Linked DNA regions of Homo sapiens: region 2 is linked to region 1. A link is a loop called in an ENCODE intact Hi-C map of the cell type or tissue named here. Cell type or tissue: endothelial cell of umbilical vein. All regions are shown on one strand. Links, peaks and the distances in the headings refer to the core of each region. The heading gives the core; the rest is flanking DNA. Region 1 has its middle 12 kb from the start of PAQR3. Region 2 overlaps PRDM8-AS1 (PRDM8 antisense RNA 1).

Region 1 (11,513 bases), core at 3,044-7,043:
CACAAATTAGATCACGGGAATGTGTGTGAAGCAGGTTCACTGTGCACTGGCTACCATTTGTCTGAGTCCAGTGAGACAGAACACCCACACATACAACAAGTTACATAAGTGGATTTATTACTTACAGATAAGCAGCAAGAGAAAAAAAAAATGCCTAGGATTCATGACGAGCCTGTCCCCTCAAGGCTCAGGAAAGCTGCCTGGGGAAGACAAAATCTCATCAGTATGTGCCCCACTTGCACCACAGCCGAGGGACCCCCAACAGGTAGCCTGCCTTGGGTTTTATACTGTAGGGACAGTATGACATACTGGGCCAAAGTGACTTTCTGTTTATAGAGGGGACTGGCACAATGGACTGTTCAGGTCAGCCCCTCCTTATCTCAGGATGTTGCATTCCCAGAACATTCTACAGTTTCTCTTGAGAACTACACACAAAAAAGGAGGGAGAACTGGGTAGGTCCAAGGCCACCTGGAAAACTGTCCTGCATGTAGTAGGTCAACAATATATTGTAAGTGCTTACAATGCACTGTACAGTGGTTTTGCACAGTGGTGAAAATGGATATCAAGATTGACAGTGAGGTAGGGACAAATCAGACAAAGGAGACGTGATCTGAGAGACTGTATGGGGGCACTATAGCTTGGCAGTGACCATTTGCCAAGTGGTCACTGCCAAGCCATAGTGCTCCCTCGCAGTCAGTCCCATCTCTGTCACCCTAATGAGCTGGAGAATAGGAGACTAATGTCCATTGAATACAGGCCCACAAATCTTTTTTAGAATTTTTCTTCTCCCTTTACTTCATCCCTAATCATGTCATTGTATTATTCTAATCACATGACATTTTCACCAAAGAGAGAAGAAATACAAAGAAATTCGAACTTTGAGGTTTGTGGAGATCAGGTTACTTGCTAAACCCTAAATGTGATTCTGATAATATTTAGCACAGATGAATCCTTTGAAGCAGAATTACATAAAATTTCTCAATCATATTCACTATTTATTTTGTGTTAATCAATCAATCCAGTGTATTGTTGAAAAATGTGGCAAATTGAATCAGTTTCTAATACATCCAAACATAACATCTAGAGGAGTTACTAGTCTAGTTGTTTGATTGCCCAGCTGTGTCCTTAGTACATTTAAGTATTTAGTAAATAGTAAGTTAAAATTACCTCCTATTCATAAAGAGAAGCATAATTAAATGATCTATTCATTTATCCATCTATCCAGCCAACCAGCCAGCCAATAATACTTATTAACTACCTAATATAGACCAGACATTGCCCTAAGCAATTAAGGCTATCAAGAAGAAAAGAAATAATCTGTGTCCTCAAGAAATACATAATATTGAACAGTAGACTCAAATATGTTTTATTGTACACCATCATCAGCTAAAAAAATTGGGCATATATACCCAGTACCACAAATGTATATTTACTTGTTTATAAATTACAAATAAGTACTATCATAATAATATACTGCATGTATAGATAATATATATAACAATGCTAATATTTTGATACAGTAAATATAGAGAGACATAATATACACCAGGAAAAAATGACACAAAAATGATAGTTAAAAGAAGTGAAATAAAAAATAAATAGTTCTAAGTAGAGTAAGAGAAAGAGTTCCAAAAAAAAAACGAACCAGACCCTTAAATCAGCAGCATCAAGGACAGTATCCAAGATAACAAGTGACTGCCTTTTGGCCAGGGTACTCCTGAGATAAAATCTACTAGGTACCATTTTCTGCTTAACCCAGACTACCCTTTCCCATCATTATAATTGCAACAGACAACCTCAACATCTCAAGGAGTAGAAGATAACGTTAGCTAGTCCTACATAAATAACTTGAAATACCAACTTTGGAGATACGGAAAAGTTTTACTTTGGAAAATCCAAGATCTCCTTAGGTTTAATTTGATGTGGAAACTTAAAAGAGACTTCAGAAAACTGGCTGAAGCTTAAGTAGAAAAAATATATTTCCCATAATTTCTCCTGTGTAGTCATTAATAACATAACAATGAAAAGCCAAATTCTGCCACATTATTAGCAACCATCCTTCTATTACTAAAAAGAATGATCTTGTCATTGACAGATGCTAAGACTCAGTGGTTTGAATCCCACCATGTGTTACAAATTAAAAGGGCTAACATCACAATAACACTAATCTTGAAAAAATAGGAGAAAAATAATTGTTAGGAGCTGTAGGACCAACATTTAAATGAACCCACATACGATAGTCCAAAAAAGCCACACATAAAATTAGGTAATATATTAGTCCAGTTAGTTAATTGAGCAAGTCTAAGTCCACTCTGCCTAAAGCATTAAGCCGTATCTATGTTTTAATTTCTACGAAAGGAGTAGATATTAGTTTATGCATAGGAAAAACGATTTTTAAAAACATTATTTGTATATGGGAAGGGGCTGGAACAAGGAGAATGTTTAACCTTCTTAAACATCCATGTCTCTAAGTTTAATTTTTTGTAAGGATAATATACCATTCTTATAAGGAAAATATATAACTTTTTAACAAACAAACAAAAAACTCTATTAAAAAAATAGCACAGTGTAACAAAAACCATATCAAACTAAAAATCAGAAGACTTCGGTTCTAAAAAATCAGTGCTGCCATTCACCAATCATGAAATAAATGGCCATTAATATTGGTGGTGGTTGTGGTGCTAGTTCTGGCTCTGGTGCTGGTTGTGGTTGCTGTTACACTGGTCATGGTTCCATCCATTGATTCCAAAGGATACCCTAAACTTTCCCAAGTCTCCTCTTCTGAAAGTCGGCCTCTTTCATGTATATTGTGTGCCAGCATTGCCCCCTACCAACGATATGTTGCGTTACAGCCTGCTCAAAAAGATTGTTTTTCCACCTGTTCCTGCTGAGGCATGACTCCTCTAAACCTGAACGGCCCCGATTTCTAGTCTGGCATCCACCTCTAAATAGCTGCAGCACCTAGGACAAGCCCTCTAACTAACTCTCTGCTTGTGAGAACGTTCCAGGCACATATGTAAAAGTGAGGCTGCCTTTTCTCCTGTACTGCCTGAGGTAACATAGAGTGATTCGTGGGTAGCTTCTTGAATTTTATTTCAGCAAACATTTAGCAAGTGCTATTACGTGCTACATACTGTGCTAAGAGCTGGAGGTATGAACATGAATGAAATATGGCCCCTATCCTTAGTGTCCACGGTGTCTCAAGTTTGTATATGGAAATAACATTTTGTTTGTATATGGAAAAGAACATTTTCTTTCACAAGTTCATTTGTTCATGTTAACAGACGAAAAAGCCATGGGTGTATGCTCAAGGAGCTCACTTATTAACATTTGGTTTATAATTTTATACAAGAACAGAAGTGAAAGGTGTTTTTTTTAATCTTTGAGTGAGTCAATACACATCTACTGAGCATTTACTATTTACAAGGCCCTAGGCTTAATACCAGGGATTCAAATAAGATGGGAACTACTTCCAAGATGATAGGAAACAAGTTACGGAGCAGTGCAGTAACTGCTCTGACTGTTCAACCACCTCTTCCAGGAGGATTCGAGGAATTCTCCTCTGAGGAAGGACACTGGATCAGATCTTAAACAATCATTGCTTGCTAGTACGAAGGAAAAGAGGGTGGCCAGAAGAGACCAGACAGATGTGGGTAGGAGGAGGACAAAGTTACACAAGAGATCCTGACTGCGCCAGCCCTTAATCCAGAAGAAAGAAGCGTGCTGGAATTTAGAGTTCCCTTAAGCAAGCAGTGGAGACCTTATTAAAAAGCACTAAACTTAGGGGGATTCTCAGATCATCTTTACTGAATAAAGACTCTGGGGATAAGCTTTAATTAATTGAGAATAAAAAGAGTGGGAGATCACTAACGATATCCCCAAGTGGAAAAGGATAGTAGTTGGAGGCCAGTACTAAAATCAGACTTTTAATTTGTGCTCAGGGAACTGCTAGCTCCTGAAAGCACTGTTTTCTCATGGTTCTGAAGCTTTAGTGAGGGCAAGAATGACAGTTTCTTTTAAATCCTTCATAGTCTGGTTATGCAGCTGGGAAGAAAGGCAGGTCTAAGATTTTGTTTTATTTTTGTTGTTCTTAACATACATCCTAGTGATTCACAAGCAGATGATCAATAGATCATACTCTAAGAAGCAGTGCCTTATAGCGCTATACACAGGCATCTGATAAAATAGGTAATACCAATTCCAGAGCTCTGAGCTATATAATTCTAAATGTTTCACATGTGTGCCAGACAACTAGATGCTATCACTGGAGGTGACATATTGACTTGCCGGAGCCACATAAGAGCTAAAAATGTTTTACACATTTGCCCAGAAGCATAAAGAAAGCTATGCAAGCACAAAACAGTGTCTTTGTAAATACCGTGGAATAGTAATAACGAAATTGCTATTTCTGGGCATGTTGTTAATTCTGCTTTACCCATCTATACCTGCAGGTTTCCGAAGGCCTGTACTCAGCGCTAGCTGTGGCCACACTGTGGAAGGAAAAGCTGAGTCCCAGCTGGACCAGGTGAGCCTGATGAACAGTGGCCCACCCAGGAACCAGTCAGATTTCACCAGCTATTCATCTCGACAGGCTCAATCACCCTGGGCCCTCCAAAAGAGGAAAGATGAGCCAGAGATTAGGTAGAGAGGGAAGTTCAAAGTGAAGCATAGGGGAGGGGAAGAGCTATTTATCCATCTTCTGAGCTGAAGCTTGCCTGTCAAAAAACATTCTTTGTTTAGTTTTCCTGAGGAAAATAGAACAGCAAATTATGTTCCGTTATGATAAAGATAAAGACAAAGCTGCAAAGCCATTGAAAAATTTTGTGAACTTAAGTTTCGTATTTTAAAAACTCTTTAAATTTCTAATGGGCTGGATTATTCATATTTAGGAATTTCAAATCATATATAGATAATTTTTTTTTTAATCATAGTGTACCAACCTTAAAATCACTCATTTCTCATCCCTATCTCAGTGTAAGGCTCAAGTCCAGAGCGCAAGAGGTGACAATTCTGCAGGAGAAGAGTGCCATCTGCAGGAGGACTGTATAATAACTGACAAAATCCTCAGAGTTAATAAAAATGAGACAATTCATTAGTGGAGATTCCACACTCAGCAAGTTGTCTGGCATACAGTAAACTCAATAAATTATTATTGTTATTTGCATGGTAGTAATTATGGCAATATATAATTTTGCATTGCATCTCTTGAAATTGAAAAACAAAAACAAATCAAAAGCCCAAGGAAGAAAGAACCAGAGGCTATTCAGATTATTCAGATCATTCTCCTGGTTTTCATAGGAACCCCTCCAGATATGTAAGAATCTATACCATTTTTAAAGATCTTACAGAAGGAAATTCCACAGCCTCTTATATTCATACCCATGGCTCTACAAGCTTCAGCAGGGCCAGGGCCAGGAAAACTTTGTTACATAAATTTACTTTGGAATGCTCTCCTTCCGCCCCTTTCAGAATCGATACCAGCCCTCATTTTAGAACATACGTTCTTTCATCTGTTCAATAAATATTTTTTTGTGCACCTGCTATGTCCCAGGTGCTGTGATATTTAACCTGCATACAATGGTGAACCCACCATATTTCCTGTCTTTCAAAAGTTTACAGCCAGTTGATCCTCTAAGACTCCAGGATGCTCCTGCTTCCTTTTCCCTGTCTCCCACCTCCTTTTTCAGCTCCTCCTTCCTTCTTCCTTATAAATACTTCATGCTAGGAACTTCCCACAATCCCCCTTACTCTCAACAAAACTAAACTGCCTGTGCTTTATTTTCTCAGGGTTCTAACCTAGGTAGTGACTAGCTAATCTGGTAAATGATTTCACGACAAATGCTAATTGATCTCATCACCAAAGTAATTTGAACACTTTTTCATGAGGTATTTCTGAAGACACAACAATCATTTAGGTCTCTGTGTTGGACTAATGGAGATGATCTTCTGAGTTAGGCAGGGCCTTGTGGTGTATGTGGTACCTGGTACTCCAAAGAGCAGAGCCAACCTTGATTTTTTTGGTTTTACGCCATTATTTCAACCTATTTCTCAATTTGCCACAATAGAGTTAAAGAATTCTATTGAAGATGTACCCAATCATCTTTTACTATAGAGTAGCTCCTTTAAATTCTTGATAAATGTCTCTTCTCATTCTTTTCTCTGATACAAACAGGCTCCCAATAATAATTCAAAACACCACTGAAAAATGAAACATTATGTTAACTTGCATTTTTCATCTTTTATGCATATTTTCCTAAATTTTACACTGCAAATAGATGATGAAGCCACCACTGAACTTCCTCAATTTTATAAGTTCAAATCAGATATGAGATTATTGCAAGCTACTACTCCTGTCTGTTATAAGAGGTGATTTCTACTATTAGTGGTTCCTGATGCATTTTCTTAACCATTCTGCAAGATGGTGTTTGTTTAATTCTGGGCTCTGCAAATGGTGGTCCTGTTTCTGACAGCATTTATTAAAAATAAAAATACATCAGCCCAAATTAAGAAAAAATCCCTTCATTTTCTTGAACTGGAGTGTATATATTCATACCGAAGAAAATATAAGAAAACAAGTAATAAGAAGATAGGGTTTGTATCCCAAAATGTAAACTTTTTCAATGAGGCATAGTTTTTTTTCTTTATTTTAATATCTATCTCTAATTTTAAGAAGGCCCTGTGGAAACTGCATCAACTGCCTTTGAATATTTCCTTGGATATGATTGGGTTGTTAAATTTACACGTTCAAATCTCCTGGATAAGAATGATCTGTAACAACCCACTACAAATTTGGGCAACATTTATAAATAAACATTGGAATTTATTCCTCGGAAAATTTAAAATGCCATAGGTGAAGGGAATTGAATATTATTGATGCTTTTTCAGTGCCAGGTACTTTGTATATGTTATTTCGTGTGACTTTAAGCCCTGTCAAGTTATTTAGGTTGTTTAGACTTATCCTCATCTAATAGATGAGAAAATCAAGACCAAGAGAAATTCTATAACTTGCCAGTAAGTTATATTGTTCAGATTCAGCCTCACGTCCATCTGGGTCTAGCACATGTTCCTTCTATGATACATGAAGACCCTTATTGTAAGTGCTGGCTGTGAGTTTCAAATGAAAAGATGGGCTTGGCATTGGGATGAGATGATGTAACCCAAGGCAAGAACTCTGATGGAGCACCCTGAAATGGAACACTGTAATGGACCACCATAAAAACAGGAAAACATCTTTAAAGAGCATGTGGTTACTTATTTAATATACATTACTGATTATCAAGTTATGTTTATCATTTGTGGGGGTTTTAGATCTAATTTTCAAAGTGTAGCCATTTGGAGATTAAATATTATAGTGTAATGTCTGTACATCATTTCTGGTGAATCAGACTTCACTATTACTATAAATACATTTTAGGCTAAAAAACCCTGACTCCTAGAGTAATGAATAAGCTTATCCCTCACATTTAAGCTTTATTGATTTCTGCTTTGTATTATGTTTCAGAATATTTAGAATGTCATTTTTGTAGTTAATAGGATTGTCTGTGCAGATGGTAAAAATACATTTATTCAAGCCCAATCTTCATTCTAAAGATTTTGGTATAACATTATTTGTTCACTTCTTTATTTATAGAAAATTTATTGTAAAACTGTTGGGTATTTATCGTAAACCCTAGCATGAAACTACCATCTGACCGTGACCCAGCAATTGCACTTTGGGGAATTTATCCCAGAGATAAGAAAAATTCGATTTTCACAAAAACCTGTATAATAACCCAAATCTGGAAACAACCCAGATGTCCTTCAACAGGTAAATGATTGAACAAACTGCGATATATCCAATCCCAAAAGGTTACATACTGTGTGATTTCATTTATATAACATTATCAAAACAACAAAATCATAGAAATGAACAAATTAGTGGTATCAGGGGTTAAGGAATGGGTGGGCAGGAGAAAGTATGTGTGGCTGAATCCACAACATAAGGGATCTTTGTGGTAATGGATCTTTGTGGCGAATGATACTGCACCTTGACTGTTATCAGTGTCAATATCATGGTTGTAATATTGTGCTATAGCTTTTCAAGATGTTATTATTGGAGGAAACTGAGTAAAGGGTACAAGGGATCTCTGTCATTTCTTAAAATTGTATATGAGTCTACAATGACCTCAAAATAAAAAGTTTAATTAAAAAAAAGAGGTCAAGCATGGTGGCTCATACCTGTAATCCCAGCATTTTGCCAAGGCAGGAGGATCACTTGAGACCAGGAGTTCAAGACCAGCCTGGGCAACATAGGGAAACCGTGTCTCTACAAAAAAAATAAAAAATAAAAAGTAGGTTATTTTTTGAGGGGAACTCTGAAATAAAAATAAGACAAAAATACAAAAAAAAGTTAGCCAGGCATGCTGGCACATACCTGTGACCAAAGTTACTCAGGAAGTGGAGGCAGGAGGATCGCTTGAGGCCAGGAGGTTGAGGCTGTAGTGAGCCATGTTTGCACCACTGCATTCCAGCCTGGGCAACAGAGACACTACCTCAAAAAAGTAAAATAAAATAGATAGATAGATAGATAGATAGATAGATAGATAGATAGATGAGAGATATCACACCTAAAGCACTGGTACTACAAATAGAATAAATACTCCTTAAAAGACATTAAATCTTGTTGTAAATACCTATAAGAAAGCAGGCAGTTCCCATGCAGTGTGGCAAATTCAATGTTACAGTTTTCATACAGGCCAGGGGAGAGAGAGGGGTAAGAAGTCAGATTGCCATGAGATAACGAACAAAAGGAAAGTTAGAAATGGAGACAATAAATGTAGACTGTTTCTAGAAATATGGCTGAGAATGGAAGGAGAGAAATCTGTAGTTTTAGAATAACATACAAAAAAAAGAGAGAGAGAGAAGTGAATAAAACTGAGAACCAAAAGTCCATATAAGAGATCAATGAAACCAAGAGTTGGTTCTTAGAAATAATAAACAAGACTGGTAGATTGTTAGCCAGATTAACAAAGAAAAAAAAGAGAAAATCCAAATCAGAACGATCAGAAATGACAAAGATGACATTACAACTGATCGCACAGAAACACAAAAGATTCTCAGAGACTGTTATGAACACTTTTATGCACACAAAGTACAAAATCAAGTGGAAATTGATAAATTCCTAGAAACACACAATGCCAAAGATTGAATTAGGAAGAAAGTAAAAACCTGAACAGACCAGACTGAATTAGGAAGAAAGTGAAAAACTGAACAGACCAATAATAAATTTGTAAATTGAATCTGTAATTAAAAACCTACAAACCAAAAAGAGCTCTGGACTACATGGATTCACAGCTGAATTCTACCAGACACATAAGGAAGAACTGACACCAATCCTATTGAAACAATTTTTTTTTAAATCAAGGAGGAGGAGCTTCTCTCTAACTCATTCTACAAAGCTAGCATCATACTAATACTAAAATGTGGCAGAGACACAACAAAAAATGAAAACTTCAGGCCAATATCCCTGATGAACCCAGATGTAAAAATTCTCAACAAAATACTAGCAAACTGAATCAAATGCAGCACATTAAAAAGTTAATTCGCTATGATCAAGTAGGCTTTATTTCTGATATGCAAGGTTGGTTTAACATACTCACATCAATAAATGTGATAAACAGAATCAAAAATGAAAACCATAAGATCATCTCAATAGATGCAGGAAAAGCCTTCAATAAAATCCAGCATCCCTTCATGGTAGAAACCCTCAACAGATTAGGCATTGAAGGAACATACATCCACATAATAAGAGCTATCTATGATAAACCTACAGCCAACATCATACTGAACAGTCCAAAAACGGGAACCATTCCCACTGAGAAGTGAAACAAGACAAGGATGCCTACTCTCACCATTCCTATTCGATATAGTACTGGAAGTCCTAGCCAGGGAAATCAGACAAGAGAAAGAAATAAAAGGCATCCAAATAGGAAAAGAAGAAGTCAAACTATCCCTTTGCCGAAAATATGATCCTATACCTAGAAAACCCTAAAGATTCTGCCAAAAGGCTCCTGGATCTGATAAACAAATTGAGTAAAGTTTCAGGATACAAAATCAAAGTACAAAAATCAGTAGCATTTTTACATCAACAGTGTTCTAGCTGAGAACCAAATTAAGAACACAATCTCATTTACTATAGACACAAAGAAAATGAAATACCTAAGAATCCATCTAATAAAGGAAGTGAAAGATCTCTATAATGAGAACTACAAAACACTGCTCAAATAAATCAGAAACAATACAAAGAAATATAAAATATTCCATGCTCATGGCTTGGAAAAATCAATATAGTTAAAACGGCCATACTACCCAAAGCAATTTACAGATTCAACTCCATTCCTATCAAAATACCAGTGTCATTTTTCACAGATTTAGAAAAAGCTATTCTAAAATTCATTTGGAACCAAAAAAGAGCCCGAATAGCCAAAGCAATCCTAACAAAAAGAACATATTCAGAGACATCCCACTATCTGACTTCAAACTATACTACAAGGCTACAGTAATCAAAACAACAGGGTAACGGTATAAAAACAGACACATACAACAGTGAACAGAATAGAGAACCCAGAAATAAGCCCACATACCTACAACCATCTGATCTTAGACAAAAATCAACAAAAACAAGCAATGGGGAATTGTGCTGGGATAAGCGGCTAGCCATATGCAGAAGAATAAAACTGGACCCCTACCTTTCACCGTATATGAAAATTGTCTCGAGATAGATTAAAGATTTAAATGTATGACCTCAAACTACAAAAAGCCTGGAAAAAGACCTAGGAAATACCCTTCTCAACATAGGCTTTGGCAAAGAATTTATGTTAATTGTGACAAAAACAAAAACTGACAAGTGGGACTTAATTAGAGAACTTCTGCACGGCAAAATGAATTACCAACAGATAAACAGACTACAGAATGGAAGAAAATATTTGCAAACTATGTATCTGACTAAGAACTAATATCTAGAATCTACAAGGAACTTTAAAAAAATAAACAAGCAAAAACCAAACAATCCAATTAAAAAATGGGCAAAGGACATGAACAGACATTTCTCAAAAGACGACACACAAGTGGCCAAAAAAAATATGAAAAAATGCTCAACATCAGTACTCATCAGAGAAATGCAAATCAAAACCACAATGAGATATCATCTCATACCAGTCAGAATGGTGGCGATTATTTAAAAGTCAAAAAGCAACAGAGGGTGAGTGATATGGTTTGGCTCTGTGTCACCACCCAAATCTCATCTCAAACTGTAATCTCCTCATGTCAAGGGAAGGACCCTGTGGGAGGTGACTGGATCATGGAAGCAGTTCTCCCATGCTGTTCTCATGATAGGAAGGGAGTTCTCAGAAGATCTGATAGCTTAAAAGTGGCAGTTTCCCCTGCCTGCTCTTTCTCTCCTACTGCCATGTAAGAAAGTGCTTGCTTTTCCTTTGCCTTCTGCCATGATTGTAAATTTCCCGAGGCCTTCCCA
Region 2 (11,513 bases), core at 3,590-7,589, 1.2 Mb before region 1:
CGGAAGGCCTGCCCGGTAGATTGATATTTGACTTCCATCCTCCCATGCCCAGCTTGCAAGTTCTTTCTTTAGGCCTGGTAGAGGCGCCAAGGGTCAGGGTCGCGGTGCCACGTTAGAAACGCGGATAAGTCAGTCTGTTAAAGGCTGATCCGGGCGACTCCGTAGGATGAGAAGCATGTGAACACGTTGATGGTAAACTCCAGCGCCGCGGCCAAAAGCCGAGGTCTGGGGGTGGGCAGAGAAACCTGGGGACCGGGCTTCCCAGCGCTGACCAGGGCTCTGGGCCTCCTAGAGCGCGCGTGACCTTCCCACTCCTGTGAAGGGCTGTGGCTCAGATGCGGACCGGGTGGATGGCTCCAGCCCTCCCCTACACACCCAAGTCCCGGAGCTTGGCAGGACGAGGTAACTGATGCCCGGAGGCAGCAGCTACACCACTGGCACTGGAGCTTTGTGCAGGGCGAGTTCCCCCCGTGGCTGCCCTCACTCCTTGTCCCAGCGCCCGCACGCTGGCTTCGAGCGGAGCCCTGTGGGCCGCACGACAGACGGAGCTCCCTGTCTGGCTCGCGATGCCCGGCGGAGCCTCCTTCTCCTAGCCCACGCAGCTTCCGCGCAGGAGCAGCCCTGAACGGGAGCTTTACGTTTTCCCCACGCGCACCGTCTCAAGTTATATGAAACTTTCCGCCCAGGCTAGGACTGGGGATCAGGTAATAGCGGTCAGTTGTGGGTTCCCAGTTGCTCTTCCTCCTGAAGGATCCAAGAGGCAGTGGTTAAGAGGTTGATATTTGGGATTTTGAACACTCAGGTCTGAACCCGGGGTCTGTAATCTCCTACCTGTGTGTTTGAGCAAATTACATAACCTCTCTGAAATTTAGTATCTTCATTTGTAAAATAGTAAAGACAACATCTATCTCATAGAGTGGTTATGAAGCCTGGGTTCAGATCCCAGCTAGGCCACTTGCTTGAGTTAGTTAGTATCTCTATGCTTTTGTTTCCTGTGAAGCAGGGGGATCTGTGAAATAGGGATATTATAATATTTAACATCAATAACATCATATTTAAAGGGTCAGCATAAGAATTAAGTGTGATGAGGCTGGAAGAGCATTCAGCCTAGCACAAAAGAAATGCCCAAAGTTTAAAGCAGCTCAGTGTCTTCTGCTTTGGAATGCTGGGTAAATAGAATTTTTAAAATCTCAGCTCTCTCCTCCCAATTTTTTTCCTCTTTGGAGAGAAACAAGATGCAAAGATGCATGTCAGTGTGTGGGGTGGTAGTGACTGGAGAGTTGGAAGGAAGTAGCTTGTGGTAGAAAGTTAGGTGACCCTTGTGGAAGCTGAATGCGGGTCCTCCTGGCCTTTTGTCTTTAGTGTTTAGGTACAAGGTAAAAGGATTGAAAAGGCAGAGAAAAGGGACTTGGAACATGGAAGACACTCAACAAATGTTTCTTGAACAGAAAATGACATTTCAAAAATCAGGGAGACAAAGAGTCTGTCTGAAATGGGAATGGAGACCCAGAGCTGGGATTGACTGCCATCTCTTGGTGCCAGGTTGCCAGTAGGCATTTGGGGCTCTATAGGAGCATTTCTGAGTGACTTTATGTTACAGATCTCAGGAAGGGGGGTGACATTACTCTAGAAGAACAGACTCCGAGGACAGGAGGAGCAGGAGGTTGCATCCCCCTGCATATAGAGAAGGGGCATAACCCAACAACAGACGCGGAGCAAACCTGACTCAAGAGAAGTTACAAGTAAAACTCAGGTGAAGAGAAGAAAAGAGAAATGATATGGACTATCTTGGGGTGAATTAGGCCTCCAGTATAGGGTTGGACTCTGTATATCCCCCAAACCTTGGAAATTCAATTTGGAGCCCCAAACCCTAAATTCACAGACATCCCCTAATTATCTCCATAGCTCAGACCCTTTCAAAGTAGAGAAGCATACCTGCATTACCAAATGCCCCATCATTTCCCCCTCTCCTTCAATACCAGTATCATCCTCTGACTTCAAATGGGAGCTCTTAGCATTCTTTTCTGTTCTTCATAGATAATAAAATAATGGACAATAATATTTTACCCATCAACTAAGAGGACATTCAAGAAAACGTGGCCTGAAACAGCATTCAAGATGATATTCTTCTGCTTCCCCCCGCCCCAGGGCAGAGAATGCTGATACAGCAACAACCTGGGGTATTTCGTAAACTTCTGGCTCTTAGTCCACTACCCTGACTAAAAGGTGCTGTTAGCAAAAAGGAGAATAAAATAAAACCAATTCCTCAGTGTTCTACCCTGGGGGCAAAGGAGACATTGGTGAGAAGGAGCCACAACTTGGAAAAAGATTTATTTTTCCTGGCCATAAATCTCATCCCTTGTTCCTCTGCCCAACGAAGCATGATAAAGTCCTTTTCCATAAAGTATTCAGTATTAGAGCCACAAAGCTCCCCCAATCAGTAGCCATCTGCTTCTACCATAACTGCTGCTCCCGAAGCAGGGAAAGCAGCACAGAGAAAGGGCACCACTGTTAGGCTGCTGGACAAATGAGGAGCCTGAATAGCTTTGGTTTTCCTTGTGTATCTGTATCTATAGAGACAGCAGAAGAAAGGCCGCATTATATTGATACAACAATTGTAAAACAAAACACGGAAGAGGCATCTAAAGGGCAATATCGCATGCATCAGGGGTCCCCAGATAAAAGGGGCACTAACAGATTTATAGAAACTTTTAATTGGTTTTCAATTGAAAGCTAAAGAGGCCAGGGTGTAGCTGTGAAGAGTGGCAAAGTGCTCTCCTTCAGCCCTCTGGAGGCGTGATCGATTTCATGAAGGGAGAAAAGAGGAGACCCTACCCGCCCAGAGCTGCTGCTTCTTTGAGGGCAGGGAGCAACTCCACATTAGCAACTTTCCTCTTTGGCCAGGGAGTTAACTGATCTGATCTTGACAATCAATCTCTCTCTCTCTCTCTCTCTCTCTCCACCCTGCCTTCTCTCTCTCCCTTCTCTTCCTTCCTCCCTTATTTCCTCCCTTCTTTCTTCCCTCTTTCAGACCAGTAGGTAAGTGGAAAGAGGAAGGAAAGGCTGCAAAAGTAAATCTAACATTCCAGTTCTGGAAAAAAAAAGGCTCCTAATAAGGCCCAGACTTTAAACCTGTTTACCCGCTAGTAGGGAGGCCTCTGAAAGTAACAGGAGTCTGACTCTTATCCTACCCCATCCTTCCTCTTCTCCATTTCTATAACAACCCAGTCTTTCCTTTTCTATACCAAACGGGAAAAGCTAAGCGTCACAGGAGTCTCTCCACCTAGTGCAGTGAGAAGTTTTCCCTTGTGGCCACCGGGTTTATTTCAGAGTGGATCTCTCCATTCAGCCAGTACCGCGCGCCTTTTCCTTAACGCCTTCCTGAGAAGCCAGCTGCAGCGACGGTGGCCCCCGCCAGCTTCGGTGGACAGCGCCCACCCATGCAGCAGCCTCGGACGTCCGTCCGTCTGTTCCTAAAGCTAATTTATTGGCCCGACCCTCCATTACCATTTTCGGCTTCCTAATTAATCAACGATAAAAGGCAATGACGCAAATTACGATTATGAGGGAACTGGAAGACGGTTTTGAATAAAATGGGAGAAGGGAAATATGATTAATTGAACGACATGATAGTGAAATCTCAAGTGCGAGAAAAAGGCCCCAAGGGATCAAACTCTGAACTCATCCGTATTGCAGGTGCGCCCCTCCTGTTGTCCTAGTGCCCTCGCAAGGGGACAGCCCCTAAATTCAGTCACATGGGTCCTAAGCCTTCGGAAGAGACCGAACTGGGTTCCCACTCCAGCTCCCAACCACACTCTGTGCATGAGGCCCTTCCTCCAATCCTACCCCTTCCTCCAATCCCCATCACTCACTTTGCCGCCGCCCCTGACGATTTTCCGGGCTCCTTGCCGGTGAGTCTGCTCCACTTCAGGACCGCATTTTTATTGAAGTGCACCCTATTATTTCGCTAATGAGTTGCGGGTCTCCTCAGTTTCCCTTCTGTCCTTGCACATTCCTCTAGCGAGGCTTTTTGTGAAATTGTAGGAAAACAAGTCTAGTAGGTCAGAGATCGCATTTGCTCGTGTAAGGGATTAATAAAGCTCTTGTCTGATGCTGCTTTTTAGAATTACGTTCGGGATTAAAAGACAGACTCAACACAGGCACACATTTTGCATCCGCTGGTGGTTGTGATTAATTTTTCCGAGGGGATTTGGGCCGGGAGCTTACGGAACGTGCTCTCTGGGTCTAAAACCCAACGACCTCGGCGCACGGGCGAGCGGAGGGTCTGGGGGCACTGTGGGTACGCGCCAGAACACTGGGGGATTAGAGAGGACATCGGACGGGCGCGGAGTTGCCAGCCACTGCGGCCTTTCAATGTCCCTTCCCTCCCTTTCCCCACCCCCAGCGCAACTGCTTCTGAAAAAAAACGGTGAAGACTGTCCGGGGAGGCTGTCTTTAGGGTTTTGGAGAGAAGTGGGGGGCGGGGGAGAGAGAAAGAGAGATACTTTTGACTGTCATGACTTTTCGAGGGGAGAAAGGGGCTCAGTACAAAGCCACTGAACTTTAAGCATCCGTCTAGCAAGGGAAATCCCCAGCTCTGCATTCCAGGGAAGCGCTGCCCCAAGTGCATAACTCACCCCCCAATCAAACAGTCGCCGTGCCCCGTCCCCCGAAAAGAATGACTTCAACCTCTGAGAGCTGCCATTCTCAGGGCTGCTTTCGCGAGCACCCAGGGAGGCACCTATGGAGAGGAGCCAGAGCCAGAACCTGAGCGTGAAACACATCCATCCCCTCCACACTACCTTCCGGCGGGCGACAAACCCTCCCCCCGCCAGTGATCAGAAAAGAAAAGGAAAAGTACCGGGGTGCAAGCGGGGAGGGAGGGGGAAGTAAGAAAACAAGCGCAGAGAGAAAGAGAGAGGAAGAGAGGACGAGGGAGGGGGGAGAGAGAGAGAGAAGCAAAAAGGAAACGAGAGAGGAGTACAGTTAGAACTGAGAAAAATGGGGAAGGGGTGGTCGCGGTGGGCGGTGGGCATTACCGCTTTCCAGCGGAAGGGGGCATCTTTGCGGCAGAGGCAGCGTTCCCCGGGGCGGGGGCGGGACGCCGGGGCAGAGCCAGCCCTGTAGCCCCGGCCCCGGGGTGCTGGCGCCCTCTTCTGGCTGCTGTGCGGCCGCTCCCTGCTTCTCGCGGGTGCTCTGGTCCAGAAACTGTTCCGCCCTCCGCGCCCAGGATGAAGGGGCAGAGGGGAGGAAGGTCAAGAAAGAGAGAGGGTTGGGTACCGGAACGCTCAGGCTCCTCCTTCCCCGCCCTTCGCCTGCCCCGCGGCTTCCTTACCTGGGGACTGTGGGGCTCCTTCCCCGGGAGCGCAGCTACTGCGGGCCCCTCGGCGGCCGCTCTCCCACCCCAATCGGAGCCTGCCGAGGAGCCCGTCCGCCTCGCGAAATGGCCCCGGTCTCTGCTGCAGCAGCTGGGAGGGAGGGAGCGACCGCCGGCTGCTGCCGGGCGGCGTCTGGGGGCCGCGAGCCGAGCGCAAGGAGAAGCCATCTGGAGCCTCGGCAGCGGGCGGGGGTGGGGGTACAAGAGAAGGGGCCAGGCTGCTCGGCCCCAGGCGGGCGCGGGGCAGGGCTCTGGCGTGGGAGTGGCGCCCAGTCGCCCCAAGTACTGCGTGTGTGTCGCGGGAGGGGTGGTGTGGGGAGGTGTGTGAGGGTCATGGCCCCTGGGGAGGAGGAGCGGAGGCCTGCCGTTCTCAAGTCCCGCCGATTACAGGGCAGCCCGGTACCCGCAGGTTTAGCAAAAGAGAGGGGATCCTCCTGGCAACCACCAGCCCCCCTCCAGCCATTCTCCCTCCGGGGATGGAGAGCTGGGCGAGGACAACCCAAGCACTCCTACACGCTCACACACCCGCTGTCCGTCAGAAGTGGTTTGCTCATTTTCCTCTCTTCCCACCTTGTCCATCCCACTCCAGGAAACATTGCTCCCCAAACGGCACGGATTTCTGGACGCCTCCACCTTAAGACAGCTACTTCAGCCAGAACGTGGGACAGGCACTAACGGGATATCACCCTTGGGGATAAACACGCTCCAGTTTCCTGTGGACGGTGGAAGAGGAAAGAACAGGAGAAGCTGCCAAAGGGATGGGGTGTAGGAAGCTCATCCTTGCACGTTTAGACTAGGGAAGAAGAGAATATTAGGGATGGGGGAGGGGGGAGGATGGGAAGTGTAGTTTTTCCCCTTCCTTCCTTTCATTTCAGATCCCATTTAGTGCTTTTATTTCTTTAATTTTGAAAACTATTTCCCTTTCCTGAATCTGGATGCGGGCAGGGAGCGAACTCAAGGAAATGATGAGCATGGATGAGAGCCAGGGGACAGGAGATATGTCCTGGGAACTCAAACTCTGCTGCTTCGCCACTGTCTCCGAGATGCCCTGAGCCTTAGCCCAATGTAAAGGGAGCTGATTGGGTGTATGGGCAGTGGCGGGTGGTCTGAGTAAGAAATAAAATGAGGGCAAGCCAGATCTACTCCCATCCCAAAGCATTAAAAGACACACCTCCCCACCCCTCAGCTGTCTTGTGTCCGGCAGAATGGCATTATGTAAAAGATCTGGCATGTCACCCAGTGGCACATCTGGTAGGTGTAGATGGCATTCATTAGCACGGGGCTTCTACTCTGCAGCATGCCAAAGCTCTGACAGAGATGCCCGCTGCCAATCATTCATTGGCTGCCAATCCCCAAGCGCGGCCGGGCGGGATGGCTTCCTTCCACCCTGGCATCAGGAGTGGAGGAAACAATGTGTTGAGATAGAAGAGATGAAAGTGGAGCTGAGGATGCGAGGCACCCAACAGATGTATCCCATGAGGAGATAACGGTGCTAAAAGTCATTTAGCAAGAAAGCATATGCAGGATCTCAGGAGGGAGGCTTGGGCAGGGGGTCTGCTTGCCTAGGGCTGAGCTGAAGGAAAAGCAGGGGAGCCCTTTCAGAAACCTGAAAGTTGAGGTTGCTTCTCTAAAAACACACAAAGACCAAAACCTCAACCCCCTAAGTGTAGGATTTCCCCCTCTCTTTGGTTTGTCACTTGTATCTCTTTTTATCTAGCAACCTAACTACCTCTGTAAAGGTCAACCTTTGTCATGTTTTTTTCTGAGGACCGAGATGAAGAGCACCTTCCTGTTTTAAATTTTGCATAATTCTCATAGACTAGTAATTTGGGGGCTAAGGGGAGGAAGACTGTCAGGCTATCTTCAGTGCATCGTAAAAGGCAAAGGTCTTATTTCCATTATTAGCTTTTCAGAGGGGATAAAGATGAACAAAGGAAAGCAAGGAAATTATTAAAATGGCAAAGGAAGATTAAACACAAAATCCAGGATAGAGGTTGCCTTTGAGGTTGTTCTTTTTCTTAGGCTGGGTGGCAATTAACAAAGTGTTCAGCGTAGTTTTTCTTTATGCCATATACATATTTTACATTCTTTTTATCCATTCACAACTTAATAAAGCAACAACAAAACTCAGGGCTTTGAAAGTTTGTGGAACTTGGTGTTTAAGTTGACTCTAACTTAAGCTCTTTAGTTTATATATATAATATATATTTGTGTGTATTATCTATACAATTATACTCTTTTTAGTATATGTTATAAAATATTTGGGACATATACTATAAATTTATTCATATTTTATCTAAAACTGAAACTTTAGTTGGCCATTACATATATTTATTTGCTAAATCTAGCAACCTTGGGTATGTTGGCTCATGGTCACAATATAGCTGCTGTAATTCCAAGCATCAAACCATCGTTTTAAACATGAAGAAAGGAACAGGGGCAAAAAGCTGTGGTTGTTTGCTTAATCAATGAAAAGAATACTTTCACTTTCATTAGGCAGACCTGGATCTCCTGGCCACATATACATGCAAAAGAGTTTGGGAAAATTAGCCTTTAAAGTATAAAAAGATAGCGATAAAGGACTGGGGATGGTTGTTGGGTTGCAATCAAAGGTGTCTGACAAAGAAACCGAAGATCAAAGAAGAGTTAATGTTAACATCAAACAAGAGTATAGCTTATCAAGTTTTTTCATTGTTTTAAATAAAAGTTTTCTGTTTTCATTATTGTGATTAAAGGGATACTGTTCTTGAGTTTAGCAGTTTCTTTGTGAATTTTATCAAATATTTCAAAATAAGGGCTTGGTCTTAATGTGTTCAGAAGACAGCTAATGTAAAATTTATCTTATATTTAGATGAAATTAGTATTTGCATTAGTAGTATAATTAGAATGTACTTACAAATTTAAGTGAAACAAAGAAAATGATGTTACAAGGACTGGGATTTGAATTCCCATTCTGCGACTCATTGGGTGTGTGACTTTGGGTATTTTATTTATCTAAGTAATATTTCCCCATTTATAAAATGGGTTAATGTTGATGCCTTGGAGGGTTATCATGAAGTTTAGAGATCATGATACGCATAGAAGGTTTTGAAATGTGGCAATTCTCAGAGACCCAAAAGGAAACAGAAATTCAGCCCAAATGAATCATATTAAGAGATGAGTAGTCTCCCTGTATCTGTGGTTCTGCTTTCTGCAGTTGGAAAATAGGTGAGTACGGTATAAGATATTCTGAGAGAGGGAGAAAGGAAGACCATATTTACATAAATTTTATTACAGTATGTGATGGTTAATACTGAGTGTCAACTTGATTGGATTGAAGGATAAAAAGTATTGATCCTGGGTGTGTCTGTGAGGGTGTTGTCAAAAGAAATTAACATTTGAGTCAGTGGGCTGGGGAAGGCAGATCCACCCTTAATCTGATGGGCGCGATCTAATCAGCTGCCAGCAAATATAAAGCAGGCAGAAAAATGTGAAAAGGAGAGACTAGCTGAGCCTCCAAGCCTACATCTTTCTTCTGTGCTGGATACTTCCTGCCCTTGAACATCAGACTCCAAATTCTTCGGTGTTGGGACTTGGATTGGGCTCTCCTTGCTCCTCAGCTTGCAGACAGCCTATTGTGGGACATGTGATTGTGTAAGTCAATACTTAATAAACCCCTATATATATATATATGAGGCAAGGAGTTTACTGACTCTGTACATAATACCTTTGACCATATGTGGAGAACCAAGGAACACAATGAAGCTGGTTGCTTGCTCCTAAGTTCAGTGGACAAAATGTGGAAAGAAAATGATGAACTCAGGGATTCTGTCTCCTGGCTTCAGAAGCAGATACTGAGCCTCAAATCTGCTAAGATTGCACTAAGCGAGAGTCTTATCTCATGTAGAGAAGGAGCTAAAATTGTGGAAAAACAGACGCAAGCTCTTATCATGCCTGTGGCTCTCCTGTAATGAAAGATGCATGTACAGCTTTGCCAGGTGTCTACTGTTAAAGTAAGGGCATTGATTGGAAAAGAATGGGACCCCACAACTTGGTATGGGGATGTGTGGGAGGACCCAGATGAAGCTGGGGACACTGAGTTTGTAAACTCTGATGAACCTTTTTGACAGAAGAAACAGCTTCCCCATACACAGTAGTGAAAACATCCCCTCCCCAACCCATGCAGCTATCAGCCTTTCCACCTTTGTCTGAGGAGATAAATCCTGCACTGCCTGAGGCAACAGTGATGGCCTCCCCTGCAGCAGTTATCAGGCAAGATAATGTTGATTCTCCTCAGCAGCCACTCCCAGCTCTTTCGTTTGCTTCTAGACCTATAACTAGATGGAAGTCCTGGAGGGCCCCTAGAGGTGAGGTTGAGAGTGTGACCCATGAGGAGGGACACTATACGCAAAAAGAACTGTTTGAGTTCTCTAATTTATATAAACAGAAATCTGGAGAACAGGCATGGATATTAAGGGTATGGGATAATGGTGGAAGAAACATGGAGTTGGATCAGGCTGAATTTATTGATTTGGGCCCACTAAGTTGGGACTCTGCATTTAATATTGCAGCTTGGGGAGTTAAACAGTTTCAATAGTTTATATGCTTGGTTAGCTGAAATATGGATTAAAATATGGCCCACTGCCAGTGAGCTGGAAATGCCTAATCTCCATCGGTTTAATGTAGAGGAAGGGATCCAAAGGCTTAGGGAGATTGGGATGATGGAGTGGGTTAGTCACTTTTGACCTACTCATCCCAGCTGGGAGGGTCCAGAAGGTATACGCTTGACCAATGCCTTGTGAAAGAGATTTGTGAGGGCAGCACCTGCATCTTTGACGAGCCCAGTAATTGCTCTTCTCTATATGTCAGATCTGACAGTGGGAACCACAGTAACTCAACTACAAAATTTAAATACAATGAGAATTATTGGATCCCAAGGTGGCAGGGGCCAAGCGGTAGCACTCAACTGTCAAAGGCAAAGTGGGTATAGCTACCATAATGGACAGCAGAGGCAAAGCAGCAATCAGAATAGTCTGACTCATGTAGAGCTCTGAGCTAATTAATCACAGTGTTCCTAGAAGTGAAATTGACAGGAAGCCTATTATGTTCCTATTTAATTTATACAAGCAGAAATCTTCTAGGTCAAATGAACAAAAGACTAATTTGAATTATAAAAACAGAGAATCATAGCCCCTCAATCAATTTCAAGACTTGAGCTGGTTTACAGACCCAGAACCCCTTGAATGAAGGGGAGGCCAGGTCCCCTTGAGGAAGGACCCCACTGTATTACCGACAATTTATGCAGTGAATCTTTCTCCCATCCTCCCCCAAGGAGACCTCCAGCCTTTTACCAGCGTAACTGTGCACTGGGGAAAGGGCAATGATCAGACATTTCAGGGACTGTTGGACACTGGCTCTGAGCTGACACTGATTCCAGGGGACCCAAAATGTCATTGTAGTCCTCCAGTTAAAGTAGGGGCTTATGGAGGTCAGGTAATTATGGAGTTTTAGCTCAGGTCTGACTTACAATGGGTCCAATGGGTTCCCAGACTCATCCTGCGGTCATTTCCCCCATGCCAGAATGCATAATTGGCATAGATACACTTAGCAGCTGGCAGAACCCCCACATTGACTCCCTGACTGGTAGGGTGAGAGCAATTTTGTTGGGAAAGGCCAAATGGAATCCATTAGAGCTGCCTCTACCTAGAAAATTAGTAAACAAAAAACAATATTGTAACCATGGAGGGCTTGTGGAGATTAGTGCCACCATCAAGGACTTGAAAGACACAGGGATGATGATTCCCACCACATCCCCATTCAACTCTCCCATTTGGCCTGTGCAGAAGACAGATGGACCTTGGAGAATAACAGTAGATTATTGTAATCTTAACCAAGTGGTGACTTCAATTGCAGCTGCTGTACCAGATGTGGTTTCATTACTTGAGCAAATTAACACATCTACTGATACCTGATACACAGCCATTGACTTGGCAAATGCCTTTTTCTCCATTCCTGTCCATAAGGCCCACCAGAAGCAATTTGCCTTCAGCTGGCAAGGCCAGCAATATACCTTTACTGTCCTACCACAGGGGTATATCAACTCTCCAGCTTTGTGTCACACTCTCATTTGGAGAGATCTTGATTGCTTTTCACTTCC

The links. A loop is a pair of places that touch in the nucleus more often than their neighbours do. Peaks named below come from ENCODE experiments on the same cell type or tissue, not always from the same donor. Only the 100,000 strongest peaks of a DNase experiment are listed, where the experiment ranks them.
Region 2: a loop joins it to region 1, with 14 times the contacts of the local background. A loop is called at or near these places in 7 of 110 quality-filtered maps.

The regions. Positions count from the first base shown.
Region 1 is chr4:78,945,578-78,957,090 of GRCh38, reverse strand. No RefSeq gene overlaps it. Among named protein-coding and RNA genes, the nearest start is that of PAQR3, 12 kb to the right of the region's middle. In endothelial cell of umbilical vein, for the core only: a CTCF peak has its summit at 5,021 (motif pointing left); no DNase peak of the experiment used is centred there; H3K27me3 peaks cover 357 bases.
Region 2 is chr4:80,177,878-80,189,390 of GRCh38, reverse strand. It overlaps PRDM8-AS1 (PRDM8 antisense RNA 1), which reads left to right. Exons shown (of 6, transcript NR_183912.1): 6 at 5,967-8,127. It also overlaps a transcript of PRDM8 not described here. Among named protein-coding and RNA genes, the nearest start is that of PRDM8-AS1, 14 kb to the left of the region's middle. RefSeq lists silencers at 4,042-4,336, 4,996-5,175, 5,186-5,235, 5,326-5,505, 5,656-5,705 and a cis regulatory region at 9,217-9,865. In endothelial cell of umbilical vein, for the core only: a CTCF peak has its summit at 5,162 (motif pointing left); a DNase peak (open chromatin) is centred at 5,170; H3K4me3 peaks cover 1,828 bases; H3K27me3 peaks cover 889 bases.